2 separate regions of the Mus musculus genome follow, and region 1 is linked to region 2. A link is a loop called in an ENCODE intact Hi-C map of the cell type or tissue named here. Cell type or tissue: left cerebral cortex. All regions are shown on one strand. Links, peaks and the distances in the headings refer to the core of each region. The heading gives the core; the rest is flanking DNA.

Evidence for each region. A loop is a pair of places that touch in the nucleus more often than their neighbours do. Peaks named below come from ENCODE experiments on the same cell type or tissue, not always from the same donor. Only the 100,000 strongest peaks of a DNase experiment are listed, where the experiment ranks them.
Region 1: it touches region 2 in a loop (2.5-fold over the local background); 1 of 42 quality-filtered maps calls a loop at or near these places.

Annotation. Positions count from the first base shown.
Region 1 is chr5:34,284,601-34,291,882 of GRCm38, forward strand. Zfyve28 (zinc finger, FYVE domain containing 28) reads right to left here and starts at 3,724. Exons shown (of 13, transcript NM_001015039.1): 1 at 3,499-3,724. The coding sequence starts at 3,537. Cfap99 (cilia and flagella associated protein 99) reads left to right here and starts at 4,065. Exons shown (of 16, transcript NM_001370805.1): 1 at 4,065-4,160. In left cerebral cortex, for the core only: a CTCF peak has its summit at 3,863; DNase peaks (open chromatin) are centred at 2,383, 2,755, 3,353 and 3,950; H3K4me3 peaks cover 2,697 bases; H3K27ac peaks cover 2,366 bases.
Region 2 is chr5:34,366,180-34,373,461 of GRCm38, forward strand. It overlaps Fam193a (family with sequence homology 193, member A), which reads left to right and starts at 3,754. Exons shown (of 21, transcript NM_001243123.1): 1 at 3,754-4,248. The coding sequence starts at 4,027. In left cerebral cortex, for the core only: no CTCF peak of the experiment used is centred there; DNase peaks (open chromatin) are centred at 3,556, 4,556 and 4,974; H3K4me3 peaks cover 2,387 bases; H3K27ac peaks cover 1,313 bases.

The DNA.
Region 1 (7,282 bases), core at 2,106-6,105, 81 kb before region 2:
GCAATGTCACCCAGGTCAGTCAGAGAAGGTCACCACCTGCCTGGACTTTCTAACACAAACATCCTTTCTGAGAAAGTCTTTGCCTGCACTCTCTAAGCAATATGGACAGCTCAGCCTCTGAGCCTTCACCACACACCTTTCTCTCACAGACGCCAAACCCAGAATAGCAGGAGTCTAATAGTACTTCATCAAGGAGGGGGGGGAGCTGTTCAAAGGCTGAGTTTAAGAAAATCAATGAAAATATAATGCTTTGACATGTCATTTTAACATAAACTATTATTCACCGGGTATATTTTTCCTCCAACTCAGTTTTTAGTGCTTTGGAAACCAAAATTTTTGTCATTTAGAAAATAATCTAAGCATTTCCCATTGCTTCTCTGAACTGTAGGAATAACAACATTTTTCAAAATATTTCCACCACAAGTTATGAACATGGTCTGTATGTGTTCGGTTTTAAACCATAGCAGCAGTTACATTTAAATGTTGTTTAAATAGTGTATCTAAATAGGAAGTGAAAGGGGATCAAGTCTGAAGCAATCTCCCCAGACAGCCCCCCTCCTCCCCCACACCCCACCTCCACTCCTGCCACCATTTAACTCTTCCAGGCCCAGAATCATTTCAGGACCAACTCTCAATTCACTTGTGCCAAAATATGTTCAAATATAGGAAGGAGAAACATAATCGCTTCATAACTGAAGGGAAAAAAATCTAAGCTTTGGTTTGAAAAATTAAAAACTACTAGGATGACCTACCGCAACCCAAATGCTTCAAACAATCAAGACACCGACATTCAACAATGAATCTCAAACCAGAGATGCCTCACCATTAGACTGGCCACAGGGCATCAGCTCTGGAGACAGTCATGGCCAGAGCAAGATCTCAGACAGAGATATGGCTCAAGTCCAGAGGTCAAGGACAGTAACAGACAGCTTATTGAGAAATGACAATGAGGAAGAGGACAGCTGCAGGGGGGGGGGGTCTAACCTATCTCTTCCCTTCTAAAAAGTACATGGCTTTGGGCTGAATCACCCAAAGTTACCAACTCAGCTCTCCACTTGCCATGGTCTGTACCTAGAAAGCAATCTACTGCTCAACAGGGAACGTTATGGACATGATACTTAACTTTGGGGCACAACAAAGGAAGACCACTGTGAATTAACTGTGAGTGATAACCAATGGTTAAGTAGGCACTGCTCCTTCCTTTCAAACAGTTAAGGAGGGTCACAGAACACACCTTTCCTACTGTAGCACTGCTGGAATGGCACCTGGACGCCCCAGCGCCCCACAAGCATTCTGTCTTAGTCAGGGTTTCTATTCCTGCACAAACATCATGACAAAGAAGCAGTTGGGGAGGAAAGGGTTTATTCAGCTTACACTTCCATACTGCTGTTCATCACCAAGGAAGTCAGGACTGGAACTCAAGCAGGTCAGGAAGCAGGAGCTGATGCAGAGGCCATGGAGGGATGTTCTTTACTGGCTTGCTTCCTCTGGCTTGCTCAGCCTGCTCTCTAGTAGAGCCCAAGACTACCTGCCTAGAGATTGGGGGGGGGGGGGCGCACAAGGGGCCTTTTCCCCTTGATCACTAATTGAGAAAATGCCTTACAGCCTTACAGTTGGATCTCATGGAGGCATTTCCTCAACTGAAGTCCTTTCTCTGTGATAATTCCAGCTATGTCAAGTTGACACAAAACTAGCCGGTACACATTCTGAGAAGCATTCTGAGAGACAGGGACGTAGCTCGGGCATGCAAACACTCCCACCTGCTCCCCTGACATTTGTTATTGAAAAAGTAAATCCCACCTCTGCAATGACTTTTTCAGTACTGAACTTGTGTTGTTGTTGTTGTTGTTGTTGTTGTCGTTTGGTTTTGTTTTTCTTGTGCTAAAAATTCACTCAATTGGGGCGGGGGGCACTCCTTGTGCAGATAAGCAGAGCAGGAGCTGCTGCAGCCGCTAGCAGACCCACTAACCATCAGCAGGCAGGACTGTGCACATTGAAGGGATTGCAGCAAAGAGAGTGCCAGACGCCTAGGGCGTGGCTAAGGGCAAGCAAGACTCAAACCACACCCATCGCAAGGGTCGCAAGGGTTCCCCACACACAACCCCACCCCCCAGTATATTTGCCCACAACCAGGAAGACAGGAGCACGAGCCGCTGCTGCACCAGCGCACAAGACTCCAGAATACCTTCTGTCCAGTCCGAGGCTGATCAAAGGCAGCCCCATGCTTTGTAAGCCTTCACCCCAACATTCTCTAACCTAAGGAAAAACTTCCCGACCTCGGCAGACAAAAACTGTAACAGATTCAGATCCCTGAAAGTCCCCTAAACCTCAAATGCCAGTCTTCCAAACAGACCAGCTGTCTCTCCAGAATACTCGCCCCACTCCGAGAGACCATTCACAGAGTCTGGGACAGAAACCCTAAATCAAGAAATGTGGCTAGTCACGGCGGGAGAGCGGTCAGTTCCTTGGGTGGGCCAAAGAGAAGGAGGCCTCTGACTTCGGAGATACCAGCACGCAGCCGCTGCACTGCTCCCGCCCTTAGTCTTTGCAGTGACCCCACCCAGGTCGTGACCCTCTGAAGACCTCCAGCGTTGGCGTCCCCAGACTCCGCCAACCCCCAACACGCAGCTTTGGACGCCGCAGCTGCGTCCTGGATCTTCGCTGGATCCTAGCTTTGCATCGCCCAGCTGCGAACAGAGCGCACCGGGTCCGGCTCCGGGCTGCCAGCCCCAGGCAGGCAGCGGGACGCAGCGCCCGCAGTGCGACTGGCACGGCTGCCGGGGCGCGCCGCCTGGACCCGAACTGGCTGGTGAATCGCACCTCCGGCCCACTGAAGCTTCAAGCTCCACGAGCCTCACCCCGCGACTGGGCAGAGGACTGGTCGGAGATCCAAAAGGGTGCAGGCGGCTACCGGAACAGGATAGAGATGAGAACTGGACCAAGATCCAATTACTCCGTTTTGGGATAGAGGACCAGACCGCGGCGTGAGGGACCTCTAAGATACGGGAAGAAAGAGTCTGACCAAAGCCTAAGGTTGGAGAAAGGGGAATGAAACGGTCGGTTCCCAAGTGCGAAGGGAGGGTGGGAGACCCACTATCCTAGGACAGAATAATTGTGTTGCGAAAAGATGAAGGAGCATCAGCGGTGAGGCTAGAGGGAACCAAGAGAAGTAGGGGCTCTGAGCACGCAGGCTGGGACCGCTGGGTGCGAGCTGGAGCCAGCCCATCTAGTATCCAGACGAGGAGAAACATGACAGTACACCCAGGCCCGAAAGAAAGAGCCCCGTCTGGTACTGGAAAAGAGCAGTCAATGCGCGCCAGGTACATGGTCTGTCCAAGTCGCGGAATGCAGGGAAAGGGCATCCCATGAACTGGAGAAAGAAATTCATACAGGGCCAAGGAAACGAGGTCTATCTATCAAGGAGGGACCTGCAGGATAAGGGATCTGGAGGGGGGAAAGCGCGACGCCGGGACATGGTCCGCAGCTGGAGCCGCTCACCTTGGGTTTGTACAGCCACTTTCGGAATCTGTTCATCATCGCCGCGCCGGCCCGAGCCACGCTCCGGGCGGCCCTCGCCCTCTGCAGCGCTGCGCCCGGGTCCGGCTGCGGCGCGGGGTGGACACGCAGGCAGGGCCGGGACCTGCTTGAGCAAGCAGATCGTGTGCGCGGCGCCTAGCGCCGAGCAGCTGGCTGCAGGTGCGCGGGGCAGGTGCGCGGCCGGAAGGATGCTCAGCAAGCGGCGCGCGGCCGACCCAAACCCGCGAGCGGGCGGGCGCGCGGAAAGGCGCGGGCACAGGGCGCGCGGTGCTTCACGGCTTAAGAGCACCCAGCGCCTCCGCCGGTCACGACCGCACATGCGCCGGAGGCGCCGCACGCCCCCGGCCCGCTGCAAGTGGTGGATGGGGCGAGCCCGGCGAGGCCGCCAATCCCCGCCCAACGCCACGCCGTACCCCACCCGGGACGCGCACCAAGGGAGGGAGGCTCAGGACTACAGGTCCCGGCGCCCACCGCGGGCAGGGCCTGCGCGGCGTTGCTAGGTGACGGCGCCCAAACGATGCCTAGGCGATCTGCGGGTACCGGAGCTGGCCAGTGAACGCTCCCGCCCGCGGCGCCTGGACAGACTACGAGGTTAAAGCCAAGGAAGGCCAAGAGGCCCGCAGGTAGGCAGGCAGGTTAAGGTGAGGGGCCGCCACAGGGAGCCAGGCACAGCCCATCCTCTTCTCCCTAACTCGTTTTCTCCAGTTCTCCAATCTTTGCCTATTTTCTGGCCTTAGCGAGCTACCTTTGCGCTTTTCTTCCCACCTCCAAAAATAAAAGTAGGGTGTTTTCCACCACCTCCAATCAATCTCTCTCTCTCCCTCCCTCTCCCTCCCTCCCTCCCTCCCTCCCTCCCTCCCTCTCTCCCTCTCTCCCTCTCTCCCTCTCTCTCTCTCTCTGTTAACAGGTGACCCAGATGACTACCTCTTAATACAGTGTGTGTACCCTAGCAGTTCCTGCATCTTCCCTTAGCCCCTCAGCCCTGGACCTGCTTTGTAGCTCCCTTCTTACTCCTTGGAAGCTGCTCTCCACCCATTTCTATGTAGTTCCAGGCAGCTACGTGGTTTTAAAAACATTTTTTCCCTCCAGCCTAAATGCTTGAATTCAGATGTTTGCCTGTTCTTCACTATTTGTACAACTAACAGATCACCTTAGAGTCAACATGTCCACAACTGTATACTCTCTCAGTCATAAAAACTGCTTGTGGGGCTGGGAAGATAGCTCAATCAGTGACGTGTTTGCCTAATTAGTGGAAGAAGGTTCAGCATGCCAGAACTCACTGGAAAAACAAAAACAAAAACAAAAACCCTAGGCATGGACTGGAGAGATAGCACGGTGATTAAGAGCAGTGGGTGCTCTTGGCAAGGCCCCAGATTCAGTCACCAGCACCTCCATGGCTGCTCACAACTTTCTGTAACTCCACCTCCAAATAATCAAACCCCTCTTCTGGACTTCATGGGCCCTGCATGCATGTGATGCACATACATACATGCAGGCAAATACACATAAACATAAGAAATAAATATATTTTTGTAAAAAAGGCCAGGCATTATGACATTTACAATCGCTGCACTTCAGAGGCTAAGAAGATGGACCCACGGGGTTCACTAGTCAATGTAGCCTATTGCCTAGTTGGTGAGCACCACAATAATGGGAAACTCTGCCCAAAACACAAGGTGGAGCTGGGCGTGGCGGCGCACGCCTTTAATCCCAGCACTTGGGAGGCAGAGGCAGGCAGATTTCTGAGTTTGAGGCCATCCTGGTCTACAAAGTGAGTTCCAGGACAGCCAGGGCTACACTACGGTCATTTTCTGGCCGCCCCATGGAAGTGCACACACTTACATATGCACCCATATATACACGCACATAAAAATAAGTAAAAAAATTTTAAAAGAAAACTAAAAGCAGCTCTTCCCAAAGCCATCATCTTCTCCAAGTGAAGACGTTGAGCAGACACATGAATTCATGTCCAGTAGTAAGTAGATTAATAAATTATCTGGTGTCTGTTCACCCTTGGCCAACTCCAAAGCCTGGGGCTATTACTGTGCAGAAGCTGTTTCTATGCTTCATATTGGAAGTTGTGCCCAAGATAAAGGCTGAGCCCAAGGAGGTAGGTATATCAGGATCAGGCTTAACTATAGGCAGAAAGATCCCAGCATGACAGATTTGTTCACATTCAAGAGATGTGTGCAGGGCTGGTGAGATGGCTCAGCGGGTAAGAGCACTGACTACTCTTTTGAAGGTTCTGAGTTCAAAACCCAACAACCACATGGTGGCTCACAACCACCCGTAATGAGATCTGATGCCCTCTTCTGGTGTGTCTGAAGTCAGCTACAGTGTACTTACATATAAATCTTTAAAAAAGAGAGAGAGATGTGTGCAGAGGTAATTCTGGACATGCAACAGGAACCAGCTTTCTGGCTACCATCCTTGACCTGTTTACTGAGGATTCAGGATGGCTGCACTGGTTCTAGCCATCGCCTCCTAAGCCCATGAACCTACTGGAAAAGAGAAGAAAGAGATGTCCTACACTTCAGGCTAATGCTCCCACAGTTTATTCTCTAGTACTTCTGAGAGATGGAAGAACTTGTACACACGACCATAGCCAGCTTTCAAGGAGGCTGAGAAATGTCACTGACCGGTTGGGTAACAATAGGCCCAAGTGAGAGTCAGGCTTTGTAGTTCAGGAGGGAAGAGAAAGCTGCAAGGAGTGGCTTCATAGCCTGTTGTAGAAATTTTTAATTCCAACCTGGGGTTTCTACACAGTCTTTGACCATTTAGTTCATGGATAAAAGACACAACCTTTATATTTACAATAAGCCTTAAACAGCACAACAGCTGAGCAGATACCTACCTTATATGCAATTAGAATCTACTTTCCTATTGATAACCCCAAATTATTACTTACTACTTACTATGTTTCATCTGGGCTGCTCTTAACTTCAATTGGCCAGCCCTCGAGGCCAGCTCATCTAAACCTATGGTGGCTTCTCCTTCCTCCTGCACCTTCTTCTTCTCATGGTTCTTCTCCAATCCCAAGCCCAGAAAATCTAAACCCCACCGATGTCTCTTCTGCTCAGCTATTAGCTATTGGCATCTTTATATACCAATCAGAAATAGCCTGGGGGCAGGGTCACTTAGGTCTATGTGCAGACTCCTGGTCTTTCCCCTCCCCCAACACTTAACATTGTGATACACAGTAAAAGACAAAACCTCAACAGTAGCCGCCACACTTAGCAGAGCAGCTTTAGTTGTGGGGAAAGAGGGTGCTTTCACTAACATATGTTTGATATGGCCTAAGCTGTTGAAGTGGATTGCATCTGATAGAAACGAACCCTCCTTGCTTGCTTCAGCCTGCCTTCCAGGTTACCTCAAGGGCCAGACCATTGAGCCCTGATTCGAGAATGGAGTTAAAGAGCCATATTTAAAGGTAATCAATCCACTTAGGAGTTAGATCTCAATTCTCACCCGCAAACTAAATAATACTGAGATACTTGAGATGTGGCTCAGTATTGGACCAATTACCCAGTGTAGGAGATGCTGTGGGTTCTGTCTCTTGCACTAAAAGCAAGTAAACAGACAATTATTTTAAGTAAAGCTGAGTCTGGCTGTGGATATGTGGGCCTGTGATCCCAGCACTGAGGAAGCAGAGGCAGGAGGATGGAGATTTTGAAGCCAGACTCCACTACATATCAAGACCACCTTCCCCAAAACAAAAATAAACAAGAAAAAAATTAAACCAAAA
Region 2 (7,282 bases), core at 1,413-5,412:
CAGTACCCACATGGTGTGTCACAACTGTAATGGCAGTCCCAGGAAATCCATGTCCTCCTCTTGCCTCCATGGGCATACACATTGTTCATAGACATACATGCAGGCAATACAACCACATACACACAAACACATGACTAAGTATTTTTTTAAGGAAGCCAAATAGCTAAGCATGATGGTCCTGTAACCCCCAGCATAAAATGACTGCAATTTCTAGACCACTCTGGGCTTTAACTCAAAACCCAATACTATTTAAGGATTTGTAGCATGGTGATGGTGACATATACCCTTAATCTCAGCACTGAGAAAGAGGTCAGGTAGATCTCTGTGAGTTTGAGGCTAACATGGACTACAAAATGAGTTCCAGGAGAGCCAGAGCTGTTAATTTTTTTTTTTTTTTTTTTTTTTGAGACAGGTTTTCTGTGTAGCCCTGGCTGTCCTGGAACTCACTCTGTAGACCAGGCTGGCCTCGAACTCAGAAATCCGCCTGCCTCTGCCTCCCAAGTGCTGGGATTAAAGGCGTGTACCACCACCGCCCAGCAAGACTTTATTTTTCTTTAAAGAAACCAGATACAACCAGGTACAGTGACATATGTCTATAACGTAAGCACCCCAGAGGCTAAGACAATTGGAACATGAGTTTAAGGCCAATTTAGGTGACACAGTAACATTCTGTCTCAAAGCGAGATTTAAAAATAAGAGATTCCTGAGTATGATACTTATAAGCCTTGAGTGGCTCTTGAATACTTTAAAGATGGTGAATCTGAACAGACAAATGCTAAAAGCATAAAACAGAAGCTCCAGAAACCATGTGAAAAGAGATGAACATACCTCAACTTCTATACCTAATCCTAGAATTACAGAAGCTGAGGCAGGAGGACCAGGACTTCTAAGGTAGTTAAATTGTCTCAACATAACTTGTTGAAACATTTTAAAGACCACTCTCTAGATTTGTTTTTTAATAACTCTAGTTTGCTGGCTAGTTAGCTTCACTGGAAAGATGTCAGAGATCTTTGATGTTTTTGTGTAAGGTTGCTTAAGATTGATTTCAGTGTAGGTTTGCTTTTGTTCTCATTTTTATCTTGGTTAGGAGTCCCTGAGCATCTTGAAATCATGGGCAGGTGGAGCTTCCGTTAGGTAGACTATGCTTCTATGGCACTGCATCCTTTTTTCCCCAACTGTGTGCCATAGAACTTTCCTTTCTGGGTCATACCTGGGCATTTGCAGTCTGTAGTGTAGCTCAGTGACAGCATGCTTGCCTACTGGCATATTTGATAGTTATGGTGTTTACGTTGATTTATCTCCCTTTTTTTTTTTTTTTTTTTTTTGGTTTTTTGAGACAGGGTTTCTCTGTAGCCCTGACTGTCCTGGAACTCACTCTGTAGACCAGGCTGGCCTTGAACTCAGAAATCTGCCTGCCTCTGCCTCCCAAGTGCTGGGATTAAAGGCGTGTGCCACCACCGCCCGGCTATCTCCCATTTTTAAAATCTTAATTTTTTATTTTTTTTCTGGAGACAGGGTTTCTGTCTTTGGTTGTCCTGGAATTTACTCTGTAGATCTGCGTGGTCTCAAACTCACAGAGATCTGCCTACCTCAGCCTCTTGACTACTGGGATAAAAAGCATGTGCCATTTTACACACACACACACATATATGTATTATTATATATTACACATATAAATCATATTTTAAGTATAATATATAATATAAACATATATATTACATAATAAAACACTATATATTATGTATATGATATTCTGCCTTCTGTTGGCTTCAGGTATACATGTGGTACATATACATACAGGCAAGCAAGCACTTATTCAAATTTAATTAAAATATATAAAACGAAGTATGCATCTCCATGGCATTCCCTGCTTAAAAGCCTTCCATGGCTCTCCCAGGTGGTTAGAATAAAACGAAGCTGGTGGTGGCACACACTTTTAGTCCCAGAACATGGAAGGCTGAGAGGCAGGAGGATCTCTGAGTAGTATAGTCTACATATCAAGTTCAAAGCCAGCCAGAAATATACAGTGAGATGCTGTCTGAAAAACTGAAACAAAAGCAAAACCGAAAAACCAAACCAAAAACTCACCCAACCAAGCAAACAAAACAAACACCAAACCAAAAACAACAACAACAAAAAAAACCCTCTTCGGCCTCCTTATAGAAGCTTAGAGATTCTGTGAATTCATTTGCTCTAGAAACAAAGTGTCTTTGTACATACACTTATGTTGGTGCCCAAAGTTATACCTGAGCTAGAATCTGGGCCTTGCCTCTGAAAACTAGAGTGGCTTTGGGCAACATCCTTAGCACCTATAAACCTGTTTCTTATCCATAGACTATGACTAATAGCACCTCTCAGGAGAGTGTATGTGTGAATGGAGATTTGACAGAGAATGACTGCACTGCTGGACAAATGGTCATTCATTCACCTAGCAATTACTGGAGTGCTGCATGCCCAGCCCTGTGCCTGCAAGGGGTTGGGATTATGGTGGAGGCAAGCACTTCTATATCCTGTGCCCTCTAGGATACTAATGACACTTAAAAATTTCAACTCCATGCCAATGTGCCAAGAACAGAAGAAAGCAAAGTGGTTATGGAAGTAGGGAGGCATTCAACTGGACTCCTTAGATGAAATGGAGGGAAGGGGCGGTCCTGACACTGCCCACCTATGGAGTACTGAGGGAGATTTAGCCTGGCATCCTACTACACTTTAATATCAGAGCTATCCAAGACCTGTTTGGGTGAGGGACCTTCATTCTATTGGGAAGTTAGTCATTGAAACGGGGTTCATCACATTGGGCTGCTCAGGTTTGGGGTGAAAAATGGGTCAGAATTGCTGAATTGGGCCAGAATGACTAACTAGGAGGTAATAGGAGATGGTTCAGGAGCGCATGTCTGTATGTCGCAATGCTAATCTCAACAGATAGCACTTGGTTCCACTGATGGAATCAAAAATAGGTATGAACTGCGGGAAACCTTTGGTTTGGGTCCTTGTACCTATAGGCGATAAGCAGGGCGCCAAGGAACAAGGTTTCTAGGTAGTGGTCCAGACTTCTGTCCTGAACTAAAGTCCTCCTGGTATGTGGTGAATGGAAAGTGATGAATAGCATGGGCGATGGCCTGAGGAAGCGCTCCTTTAAGTATGGAGACTTTAAAGAGAAGCGAGGAAGGAGTGAGGCAGGCTCCTGCTTACTGCAGGCCTTGTCAGCGCAGATGCAGTGAATTACCAGTCGGCGGATGCCGGCCCTCTTTCCACTGGCCCTGGCATAGGCCAAGGTCACACAGCGACAGGTGAAAGGGGCACGCTCGAACCTGGACTGGGCCAAAGTCAGCAGGGCCCACTACGAGCAGGGCAAGAGCTTGGGTCTTTGGCAGGAGGCTGTACTAAAGGAACTGAGAGACCGCCAGAGTTGGAACTGCGAGACCCTCTTGGACCCCGCCCGCCTCCAGCTCCGTCCGTGCGCGGACTACAGATTCCACAGGGCCACGCGGCGCCGGACGTCACCCTAGGCACACCCTCTCCCCGCACGACTAACTGCGCGTGGCCCTACGGGAGTCGTGGTCCCGCCCCACACGCCCGGGCGGAGCCGCGGGCGGCTGGAACTACAGCTCCCGGCATGCCTCGCGCGTGGCGTCGGGGGCGGGGTCCCAGGCCAGGGGCGCGCCGCCCGGGAGGGCGGAGTGCGGGGGGCGGCCGCCCGCGCCCCTCCCCCTGCCGCTGCTTCCCCCCTCCCCCGACGTAAACTGGGATCCCTTTCCCCTTGTGTCCGCCATATTGGACTCTTAACTCTGGTCAGCGGCGGCACCGGGCCCGGTGGACTCGCGTCGCTCTCGCCAGCAGCTGCCCCTCAGATCCCGTCCGCCCCGCCCTCCCAGCCCGGGAGGAGACCCCGCGCCGCGCCCCCCGCCCGGCCGGCCGCAGCGCCCGCCGCCGCCTCCGCCTGCCCGCCGCTGCCGCCGCCGCCCGCGGCCCGGCGCCCGCCCGCGCCCCTTCCCCGCCCGCCGTCCTCCGTCCCTCACTCCCGCCATGAGCCCGGCCGACGCTAAGCGCGGAGCCAAGCGCCGGAAGAACAAGCGCGGCGGCGGCGGTGGCTCGGGTGGCGGCGGCTCGGGCGGCAAGGCCGGCTCGGCGGCGGCCCTGCGCGGCCCCCAGGCCCCGGGCCCCGGCGCGGCGGGCCTGCTGGGCGGCGCGGCGGCCCACGGGCCTCTGGGCGCGGGTGCGGGCGGTGCCGCCGGAGGCTACTTCGAGGTAAGCAGCAGGGGTCCGCGGGCGGGAGCGGCCGCCGCCCCCTCACGAGCGGCCGGGCGGGCGCGGCCGGCGGATAACGGGCCGGCGCCTGCCTAGCTGACAGCTCCTCCCGGGCGCGAGCGCGGCGGAGGGAGGGCGGCGCCGGCGGGACCCCCGAGGCACACCGACTGTGGCCTTGAAAAGTGCCCCCTAGAAGTTTCTGGGTACCGCCTGGCGCACCACGGGCGCGGCTGTCTTGCCCTCTGTGCCTGCTGCTGTAAGCTCTCGGGAGCCGCCGGGGTCTCTTTCCTCAGGAGTGTCAGCTGAGGATAGTCGCAAGGGTTGGGGTAACTATTTTTTCAGGTTTACTTACGCAGGCATGCTGTGGATGGACCGCTGTCTCTTTTATTCTGTTTCAGAAGATAGTGCTGGTACGTGGGATGCAGTTGGCATAATCGGTTCTATAGATTGGATTGGCCACCGAATGATTATGGGTTTCTCTCAAGTTGCGTTCTTGTAAGGTTGCTAAAACAAGTTATCTTCTTTTAAAAAGACATCCACAGTGAAGAAACCAAAGCTTTAAGGGGTATTTGTGTGCCAAGTCATGAGGCAGATTTTTTTTTTTTTTAATGAGATTCGGAATATTGTGTTGGCACAGTATGTATTGAGAGCAGTTGAGAAAATTGTTGGGGATGGGCATGGGTTTTGATGCTCATGTTGTTGCAAGAAAGTACAGTAATGGATAAATACTTAAGTTTTCCTTATTTGTTCCCGGTGTTCTCTGCAGTTTTGGTGCAACTTTGGGAGCTTTCTTCGCGGAGTATTGTTACATTTGTTTAGCATCTGGGGTTTGTCCTTGGGTTTGAGTTTCCAGAGTTTGGCCTTTTTCTTGACTCTGGACAGCTCTAGTTTAAAATGAGGTTGTGATTTTTCATTTTGGGACTTTGTGGGTCGCCTTTGCTTTTGCTGGAAGGGGAAGGTGGGAGGTTGGCCTGTTCGAAAGCTTTATAGAAAGGGTAATAGTGGTTGCTGGAGCTGGAAGTGAAGTACATCCATTTCTGTATGTACAGTGAAGACCAGCTGCTAACAAGGAGCCTTACTCCTCATACCTCGTGCTAGGTAGGATTGAGTAATTGCAACATAACATAGAATTACCTGAAATAACTTGCTTTTTGTAGCTCTTCAAACTCAGATTATGCATAATTTTGACAGAATTGTTTGTGTTGAACTATTATGCATCAAGAGTTTGGGCCATCACCCACCATTAAAAACAATCATACACAAAAAAGTTTCATAAAAGGATTCCCAGTCTTTTCTGGTCTTTGCTGTTCTACTTCATTTCCTTAATAAAATACTTGTTCACACATTTCTCTGTGCGTTATTGAATTTAGACATACATCATGTAAAAACATTGCTTTTATTGTATTTTAAAGTTAAGGTGTGTTTAGTTTAAACATCTTTTTGTGTTTTCCTCATATACAAAACAAGTCTTCATAGCAGTAGAACTAAAAATATCCTTGTAACCCCAGAGATCTTTTTTGTTTTGATTTGATTTGAGAATGGGTCTTTCTCTGTTTTGGCTGTCCTAGAACTCATTATGTAGAGCAGGCTGACCTGGAATTCAACAGAGGTCTGCCTGCCTCTGTCTCCCTATTGCTTGGATTAAAAGCATCACCATCATACCCAGCTCCACAGAACTCTGAAAATCCAGTTTCCATACAAAATGGTAAGCTCTTTGGGTGCCTTATATGGCACAGCACAGGTATGCATAACAATGTCAGGTAACTGTTGGACCTGTACTTCCCAGAGAGAAGTCTTGAGCTTCCTCTACTCTCTCTAGGTCACCAAACCAGAAGGTGACTAAGAAAGGACAGGAAGGACTGTCCTTATCCTTAGTAGGGAGTCCCACATTGCTCTTAGTGCTGGGCACAGAACTGTAGGTTATACTATCTTATTTGAGGTGGCTCCTGAGCTAGTTAGTGGAAATGTGGGTATGGGTAACTTCTTGTGAAATTGTTGGTCCAGAAGTAAACTCTGGTGTCCAAGGCTCAGGGTGCAGGTTGCACAGATTTAAGTTTCTGAGGTTCCTTTGTGCTTGGTGTCAGACCTGTACTCCTTGTTGGGCACTCAGATCCTAGGCTTAAGATTAAACAAATAAATGTAGGGAAGATTGCAAGCAGTGTTTAGTGGCAGTCTGTAAGTGATGTATGATTGTGGCCATTGTGTTTCAGGATGCTGAGCTGGTCTTTTTAGGGGTTCTGCTTCTAGATAATAGGGCTAATGTTTTTGTTGTTGTTTTGTTTTTTATTCTAATTGTGAAATGGGGAAATTTGGACTCAGGTCTTGGACTTGAGCTTGTGCAATGGTTAGACTACTCACTCAGTGAACAGTTAGGTGAAGCATATCAAGAGTAAATCTAATTATTTTGCATTTCTATTTTAAGATGATTTTCATAATGTTCATGATACATTAAAGTGGAAAGGATTATAGGTGTTTATAGCACAGAGCTGTTTTTGTAAAATATTGTGTGCATATGGATTTACATAGGAAAGTCTTGTCCACAAAGACTATGGTGGGCATTCTGAAGCTTATTCTTTCCTTTTCCCACATGCTTCAAGCTTTCAAAATTTGAAATCTGCAGTGAGCGTTATTCATGGACCAAGAAAGTGAATGGCATTAAAGCCTGAGACAACTAACAGCGTTTTTCTGTTTTGTAAATAAACTAGTGAAGGGTTTTTCTACCACCCTTTGGCACTTACATATTTTGATATTAGGTACAGAAACAAACATTATCTACATAATGAGAATTGTATTTTCAAAATAATTATCTAACATTTAGTCATATATACTTACAAAACCCAGGTTCCTTCTATTATGGAAATCGACCTGTGTTATTAGTTGTTGGAATATCAGATTACATGTGACATATTCACACAGGGCTGGAATGGGGATTTAAGGTTATTTTTGTAATGATGTGTGAGATTTATAAAAGGATGCCATTTAAGGTAGGGGTCAAAAGGAGTTTTCAAACTGAAAGTTAAAGTCAGAAACCTGT